2 separate regions of the Homo sapiens genome follow, and region 2 is linked to region 1. A link is a contact called in ENCODE Hi-C data. All regions are on one chromosome and are shown on one strand. Each heading gives the region's core, a stretch centred on a gene start or an enhancer-like site at or near the end of the contact. The rest is flanking DNA. Distances are from core to core; before and after follow the strand shown.

What was found. A loop is a pair of places that touch in the nucleus more often than their neighbours do. Pooled maps may share reads with other maps.
Region 2: a loop to region 1 is called in a map of CD8-positive, alpha-beta T cell, with 11 times the contacts of the local background. The contact joins the promoter of SHISAL2A here to the promoter of EPS15-AS1 in region 1. A Hi-C loop is called at or near these places in 1 of 168 maps with a recorded cell type or tissue (CD8-positive, alpha-beta T cell), 2 of 37 single-sample maps with no recorded cell type and 5 of 50 pooled maps.

The regions. Positions count from the first base shown.
Region 1 is chr1:51,515,796-51,519,521 of GRCh38, forward strand. EPS15-AS1 (EPS15 antisense RNA 1) reads left to right here and starts at 2,477. Exons shown (of 5, transcript NR_183651.1): 1 at 2,477-2,651. It overlaps EPS15 (epidermal growth factor receptor pathway substrate 15), which reads right to left and starts at 3,471. Exons shown (of 25, transcript NM_001981.3): 1 at 3,404-3,471. The coding sequence starts at 3,436. It also overlaps a transcript of OSBPL9 not described here. RefSeq lists an enhancer at 2,726-3,654 and silencers at 2,885-3,354, 3,505-3,694.
Region 2 is chr1:52,631,291-52,635,016 of GRCh38, forward strand. It overlaps SHISAL2A (shisa like 2A), which reads left to right and starts at 1,878. Exons shown (of 3, transcript NM_001042693.3): 1 at 1,878-2,385. The coding sequence starts at 2,204. LOC124904178 (a long non-coding RNA gene) reads right to left here and starts at 2,165. Exons shown (of 2, transcript XR_007066084.1): 1 at 2,018-2,165. RefSeq lists silencers at 1,756-1,865, 1,956-2,145, 2,156-2,205.

The DNA of each region.
Region 1 (3,726 bases), core at 1,227-3,726:
AAATAGCTTTTGAAGTCCTACAGACCTTGGTTCAAATCGTAGATTCACCACTTACTAGCTTACTTACTAGCTTCTCTAATTTGTAAAACATATCGTTAGATTCTAAGTGTAGTAAAATTCCTGGCATATAGTAATTCCCAAAGGGAAGTTAACAGTATTATTATTATTAGGGATATGGGCGTTAGGGAGTAAAACTGACTATTGGAAACTTTTTTTTTTTAAGTATTACATGCTTTTTTTCTAATCTACCAACAGAAGCAAAAATCAAGATCTTTCTCCCTCAGGTTTTACTTCTCATTGACAAGAAGTAAACAGAACACCTAGTAAAGACAACTGAATTAGAAAACATTTAAGGCTGTAAAGCACTAAAGAACCCAGAGAAAGTCCACTAGGTCTATAAATCATAGAACACTGTCTATAAAACAGGATCTTAAAAGTTGGAAAGGTCCTTAGATCAGCTAATTCAAACTCCTCTAGCAGAAATAAGTTCCAGGTTTTGTCTCCAAGGTCAAAGAATTGTTAACTATTTTTGTTCATGAGTATATATATCCTCAGTACCTAGAGTAATTCCTAGCACATACTGAATGCTCAGCAAATGTTTGTTGAGTCTCTTTTAAAGTTAAGAAAACTGAGGCCTGGATATTTAACCCAAACCCATACAGTTAGCTGTGGCCAAAGCAGAACTGGAACTAACATTTTGGTACTCTAGCATTCTATCATCTCTAGAAGCTAGACTATAATAATTTAGATAATTTATTTTGGTGGCTGGGGAGTTGAAGGGTTGGTTGGCAAGCTTGGAAAAAGGAAGGAAGGCATAAGCTAAAACATTTTTCACATTTTTTCCCCAAACTCAGTTTTGCTTAATTGGTAAAGGCAAGAAATTATAAACACGATAATCCCAGTACAATGTCTAGTACATAATAGGTACTATAAAAATATTTGCTGAATGAAAATCATCAACATATGAACAGAAGCAGAAATTAACTTGAGCATGTTTAATCTCCATAACTGTTATAGAACCCTTTAGAGCTTTCAGTCATTCCTACAACAGTTATTAATTACTTTCTTCCAGATAGGTACCATGGGAGAAAGATGGATTAAAAGATGTCCCTGCCCTGAATGAGCTCTCACTTGAGTATGCCTATGTCTAAATGTGTGTGCTGGGAGAGTGGGCAGGGTGGGGGGAACAGAGGATGACAAACGGGTCAGTAATGAATGTGAAACCAGGCTGCATTGTTATCTTAGTGTATTGGGCTCAGGCAGTTATAAAAAAATTAAATTAAATTTAAAAACCACAAATCTGCAAAGTTTTGAAGTAACAAGGAGGCACATTAGGGTATACTAGCAACTGGAAATGTTATTTTTTCGTGTGCCTTCGTAATCCCTCTTATTGCCTCTTCATGTTTTAAAATCAGAATATTCTGAATTTACTTATTTGAATTATCAATAAAAATTAACCACCAATGTATATTATCTCATATGTGAGGCACTGAAGGATAATAGCTACTACTGATTCCGTACTTACTGTGTACACATTAATACCTAAATATATAACCCAAGAACATATGTAAATTTTTTAAATGGCTATAAAACTGACAGAGCTTGAAGCAATTCTCCAGAGATGAATGATGTAAATAGAAGCTAAAAACATGGTATTACCCAGGGAGAGAATAAAGTATGCACACAACTGAGAAGCAATTTTACGGAAGTCTTTAAGAGCACAAAATCTTCAAGGGAAAACTCCTGCCAGAATTGGCCAACAGAGCCAGAAAACAACAGCCTGCCAACAGGGATCTTGTTTAATGCAAGTCACTAACTAGACTCACAGAAAGTGAATACCTAAAAGTCAGTGCTGTAGTTGTTCAAATTTGAGTTTTGGGAGGACCCTTCCAAACATACATAACCAAGACTAAACCACCACATTCCATGTTAAAGGGTTCTCTGCTTGTCAGAACAGGACAACCACCACCACCATCAAAAAAACTGGGAAATAGACTTTCCTTATGACACTTAGAATTCCTGCAAACACGGGTTAGTTATTTTACATGAAGCATGTACGTGACTCCTGGTTTCTGAGAAAACATTTTTTTCTCTCTATCCTACAGTGCTAGGCAAAGCACCCCAAAGCCTCTTGATTTTAAACACAGAAAACTCCACTGCCGAAATGTTTGCCCTATCCCAGCGCTAAAGCCTTAGAAGCACCGACGAATCTAGGCCAAGGAGTACAAGATGGCAGTGAGATACCACAATGCAGGCAAGGAAGACGGGATGGGCCCCAATCGGGAAGCACGCGCCACCAGCTCTGGAGAGAACCGTCTGAGGAGACGCGGGGGAGAGTTTGGGTCACAGGAGCAGGAAGGAACTGGCAGGTGTCTGTCACCTTATCATCCCGGACACCATGTTTACATTGTAATTGGCTTCTTTACAGAGAGGGAGGGACCAGGTTCCCAGTGTGAGTGATGTTTAGAGGTTTTCTGAGAAGCACAAGGACTGGACTTTGACAGGAAGCAACGAGGCAAGAGGGAAGCTCGAGAACAGGTTTTGCTGAGGATTCCCCCCAAGAAAAGTGCTCCCCGGGAGGCCGTTCCTGGCACCAAGACTGGCGGAGCCACCACACCCGTTAAAGGGATCCACCTGGACAGCGATCAGGCGTGAGCCCCCCGAGGGGAAGTTGAAGTGGAAGCAGACGTGGGTGGCAAAAGGCTGCATTGGGGGTCTGACCCAGAAGGAAACCTGATCAGGAGGGGGGAGAGGCTGAACGGAGGAAGGGGCCGGCAGAGTGGGTAGTTGAGTAGGATGAGACTTCTTTGGAGGCGAGGCTAACTACATTAAACTCTGGGAAGGGAGGGCTTCCGTCGGACCCTGGGAGAAAGGCAGGTCTGGAGAGGAAAGACTGGCTTGGGGGGCCTGCGCGTCCGGCTCTGGAAGGCAACTCCTACTGGGGGCGGCGCGCAGCCGGCCTGGCGGGCGAGCCTCGTGCGGCCCGGGGGTGCGGCCGGCCCGCGCGAGCTCAACAGGAGCTCACCTGGGATGCGTGCGGCCCTGTGGGAGGAAACTTCCTGGGTAGGTGAAAGCTGCCCCGCGGGAGCCGGCCCGGCACCGGCAGAGCGCGGCCGGGTCACAGTCCACTCGGCAGCGGCGCGGAGGGCGGCGAGGGCCGCGCGGGGCGGGGCAGGAGGCGCCCGACGACCCTGGGCGAGGTCGCGGCGGCCGCAGGGGGGCTCCGGCTCCGGAGGGCGCCCTCCCGCAGTCGCACCCGCTTTCCCTCACACACACCGGCCGCCCGGCCCACAAGCCAAGAAGCTGCCTGCTTGGCCCACAAGCCAAGAAGTCGGCGAAGCTGAGGGCGGTGGGGGAGGGGGCACCGGCCGGCCAAGCCCGGCGGACGGGCGTGTGGCGTTACCTGTGTCAGAGAGAGCTGGGCCGCCGCAGCCATGGTGTTTCCATCATGCAAGGGAGGGGAAGGAAGACGGGCTGACTGGGGCTCGGGGCGGGGAGGAGGCGGAGGGAGCGGCCGCAGGCGAGGCCGGGGCGGGCGGGCGGGCGTCTCCCCTAACTTCCACAACTTCCCTCCCCACGCCCGCCCCGCCCCGCCTGGCCCCGCCCGCCTGCCCGCCCGCCGGAGCCGGCCGCGGCGCCGCCCAAACCCTGGCGCCGGAGTCTCGGCCACCGGACCAGAGCCTGCCCCCGGGGCCGCCTTGGAAAACCCGGCGCGGACATAAAATT
Region 2 (3,726 bases), core at 628-3,127, 1.1 Mb after region 1:
CCTGGGCAACATGGTGAAACCCTGTCTCTACTGAAAATACAAAAATTAGCCAGGCGTGGTGACGCATGCCTGTAATCCCAGCTGCTTGGGAGGCTGAGGCAGGAGAATCACTTGAACCCTGGAGACAGAGGTTGCAGTGAGCCGAGATTCCAGCCTGGATGACAAAGTGAGACTCCATCTCAAAACAAAACACAAAAAACAAAAACAAAAAAAAACCCACTATTCTGAATAGGGGTTCATAGGCTTCATCAGACTGCCAAGGGGGACATGGAGACAGACATGGGTATCAGCCCTGCCTGGGCCATTGATCGCTGTGTGGTATTGGACTTGTTATTTCAGGCACATTCACCCCTGCGTGGCTCACCCCAGAGGGCTGTTGGGAGGAACAAATTAATTCTTGGCTGGGAGAGGGTTTTGGAAATTGTTGGAGGCTTTCTAGTTTTGCCAAAAGCCAGGGCAGAGCGCTTTCTTCCTCCCAGCTGATCTCCAGGCCTCCAGGAAGCCTCTCCCTCCCAGAGGATTCCTCCCCTGTACTCTCCATCTGATAAAGAGGCTGAAGTGCACCCTCATTAGTGTAGGCTCTCCAGCTCCCAGTCTGCTCAGACCCACAGCTCAGGGGAGGAATGTTCTGGAGGATAATAACAGTTCCCTCCAGCTTTCATATTTGACCTTACAGTGACTCTTGAGGACACCGCCTCCCTCAGAGCCCTCCCCTGCTTCCTCAGATGGTGCCCCTCTGTGTCCAGGTCCTTGCATTTCCCTTTTTACTGCCCTGTGCTGTGATCGTCAGTCAGTCTGACTCCTCCATCAGACTGTGTGTTTCTCAACGGCAGGCCCAGATCTGATCCCTCTCAGGGGCCCTAGGGCCCACCCAGGTCAGGGCAGCGGCACAATCAGCATCTGAGGAGCTGGCCTGGGTGAGGACAAGGAACCCAAAGCTCAGAGAGAAACAGCAGGGAAGGGGTAGAGCTGGGCTGGAGCCCAGATCCCCTGATACCCACGGCCCGTTCCCCACACGTCCAAACCAAGGGCGAAGGAATCGGGGGTGCCCGAGGCACCACAGTAACTATTTCCTACCCTACCCACTGCTGTGAAAAATGTAGAGCTAAGGCACTGAAGGTGCTGTATGAAGCCCTTCCAGATGGCGTAAGGCAACAGGGTACATGGGGGAAGCCAAGGCACTGAGAGCCCCTTCAGACTGTGGTTCTCTGATGCTAGTGAGAACACTGCCCTTGTTCTCTGGAAGTAATTTTTCAAAATGGACAGGTCTGCTGACTTTCTTTGCTGGTCAGTGTGGGGAAGGAGGTTACCGTCTGGGCCCATCCACACCCATATTCGGCTCCTTGTCCCAGGCCAGTGGCAGGCAGTATGAACAGAAGAGTGTGGACATTGTCCGTGCACGAGCTAGCTCTCAGCGAGACTAGCAGGGACTCCAGATGATGAGGACATCTAAAAGCCCGCTAGAAAAGAGGCACCATGAAAGCCGCAGAAAGAGCAAGGACTTCCTACTAGGCCGCCCCCGGTTAAAATCTCGTGGGCTTAGGAACTCCGGGAAATGGCTTCTCTCTGGCCCTCAGCTCTCACCTTTAACACGGATGCGAACATCCCCGGGCCCCTGGGTTTTTGCGGAGGTTGGGTGAGGTTGTGTTCACTCTCCTCACTGACCCCGCCGTGTGGTCGCCGGCTGGTGCCTTGTCTGTCTGCCCCAGCCCCGAATGCCCCGAGACTCCCGGCGCCGGCTCGGTGCAGGTAAGGCGCCCGCGCCCTGGCCTCGAATTCCCGCCCCGCCACTCTGGCCGCGTCGTGCTGTCGTTGCGCACCCAGCGCCCTCGTGCAGGCAGGGGGAGCGCAGTGGGGAGGGGGCAGGAAGCGCAGGCAGAGCCAGGCGAGCACGCGGCTCCCGGCCCAGCTCCCCGCGTCCGCTCCGGCTCCTGCCGCGTTCCAGCAGCCGTCACTCCCGCCGCCGGCCCCCGCCGCCCGCCCCGCCTGCCCCTACCCCTCCGCGCGGGCCGGGCACCTGGCCGCCGCTCGGTCCTCGGGGCCCCGCGCTGCTGTCTCTGTCTCGGCTTCTCTCGGCCCCTGGGTCTCTTCGTCTCTGCCGTTCTCAGGCTCAGCTCCGTCTCGCTCGGTCCCTCGCTTCCCCGCCGGGCTCTAGCCGGCCGTCTGGTGGCCCGAGGTGGCGGCGGGCTGGGCGCGGGGCGCGATGAGCGGCGCCTGCACGAGCTACGTGAGCGCAGAGCAGGAGGTGGTGCGCGGCTTCAGCTGCCCGCGGCCGGGGGGCGAGGCGGCCGCTGTCTTCTGCTGCGGCTTCCGCGACCACAAGTACTGCTGCGACGACCCGCACAGCTTCTTCCCCTACGAGCACAGCTACATGTGGTGGCTCAGGTACCGTCCCTGGCCCTCACCCTACCTTGAACCCCACTCCAGTCTCAGCGCCTTCACCCCAGCCTCAGCCCCCACCCGAGTGTCCACCTGAACATCAGCAGCAAGCTCTAGTCCTTACCGTCCTCATGCCCACAGCATCAACCACCCCGTGAAACCCCATCTCAGCTCGATTTCCTCATCCTGACCCCAACCATTATTTAGAGCCATGCTCGGACCTCCCCCTCCTCTAATCCAAAACAATCCTCACTCTATCCCCACCCCAAACTTCATTCCATCACCACCCTCATCCCAACCCCAAATCACATATCAAGCCTCCCCCTAACAGCAACTTCCATCTTCAAACATTCACAGGCAGCCCAACTCCACCCCAATCATCATCCCACCAAGGTGCCCTTCCTAATATCAACACCAGCCTTATTCCTGACTTTCCACACTCCCCAGTACTGACCCCAGACCTTATTCTATCACCAGCCCCAACCTCCTCTTCTGTCCTGCCTGCAGTCCCACCTCAGCTCTTCTCCCACATCCTGACTCCAAATATTATTAATATCTAGATCTACATCCAAACCTCAACCTCCAGACTTAACCCTCGCCTGGTGCTACACCCCAACCCCAGCCTCAGCCCAGCGTCAACCCTTGGTTCCCTTTTGTATTTAGTCATTCTTTCGGGCACTCTCTACTGAGCACTTGGTGTGTGCCAAGCCCTGTGGTGAGTGCTGGGGATGTACCCCATCCTCAAGCTAAGGCAGAAGACTCGGGAGTCAGAGCTGCCTCCAAGTTCATCATGAGACAATGGCATAGTGCAGAAGCTAGCTCAGGCCATATTCATAGAAGTGTTGACTCTCCACCCATAGGACCTCAGTTTCCCCATTTGTTCAGGGAAGAGGTTGCATTCCTGGAGCCTAAGTGTTGGCTTGAGAGGGTAATAGGTCTCAATCCCCCTGGGTCTCCAAAGGCCTTACCTGGAGAATGGAACTTGATCCTCAGCCTACTTTGGGAAACAGGCATCAGCAAAAATTGAGTGGGCCATCTCAGTAGTTAGTGATTTTCCTGTCCCTGGAGGTATATGAGCAGAGGCTGCTGCCCTCTGGGTGGGAAAGGACAGTGTCCTATGCCACGAAAACTTCTCAAGTCTCTGGCTTTTCATCTATCAAACGGGCAGTAGGATGATCAATCATTGCCCTGATTTCTGACTAAGGCAGTGGTAACGGTCAAATGACATACATAACAGAGCTGAAATCAACTTGACATATGCCAATGACAATTACAAATATTATTGCTTTTTCTAGGTGACTCGATCCACAATTCTAAATGATTTTCAGATGGCCAGGTTATCAGATC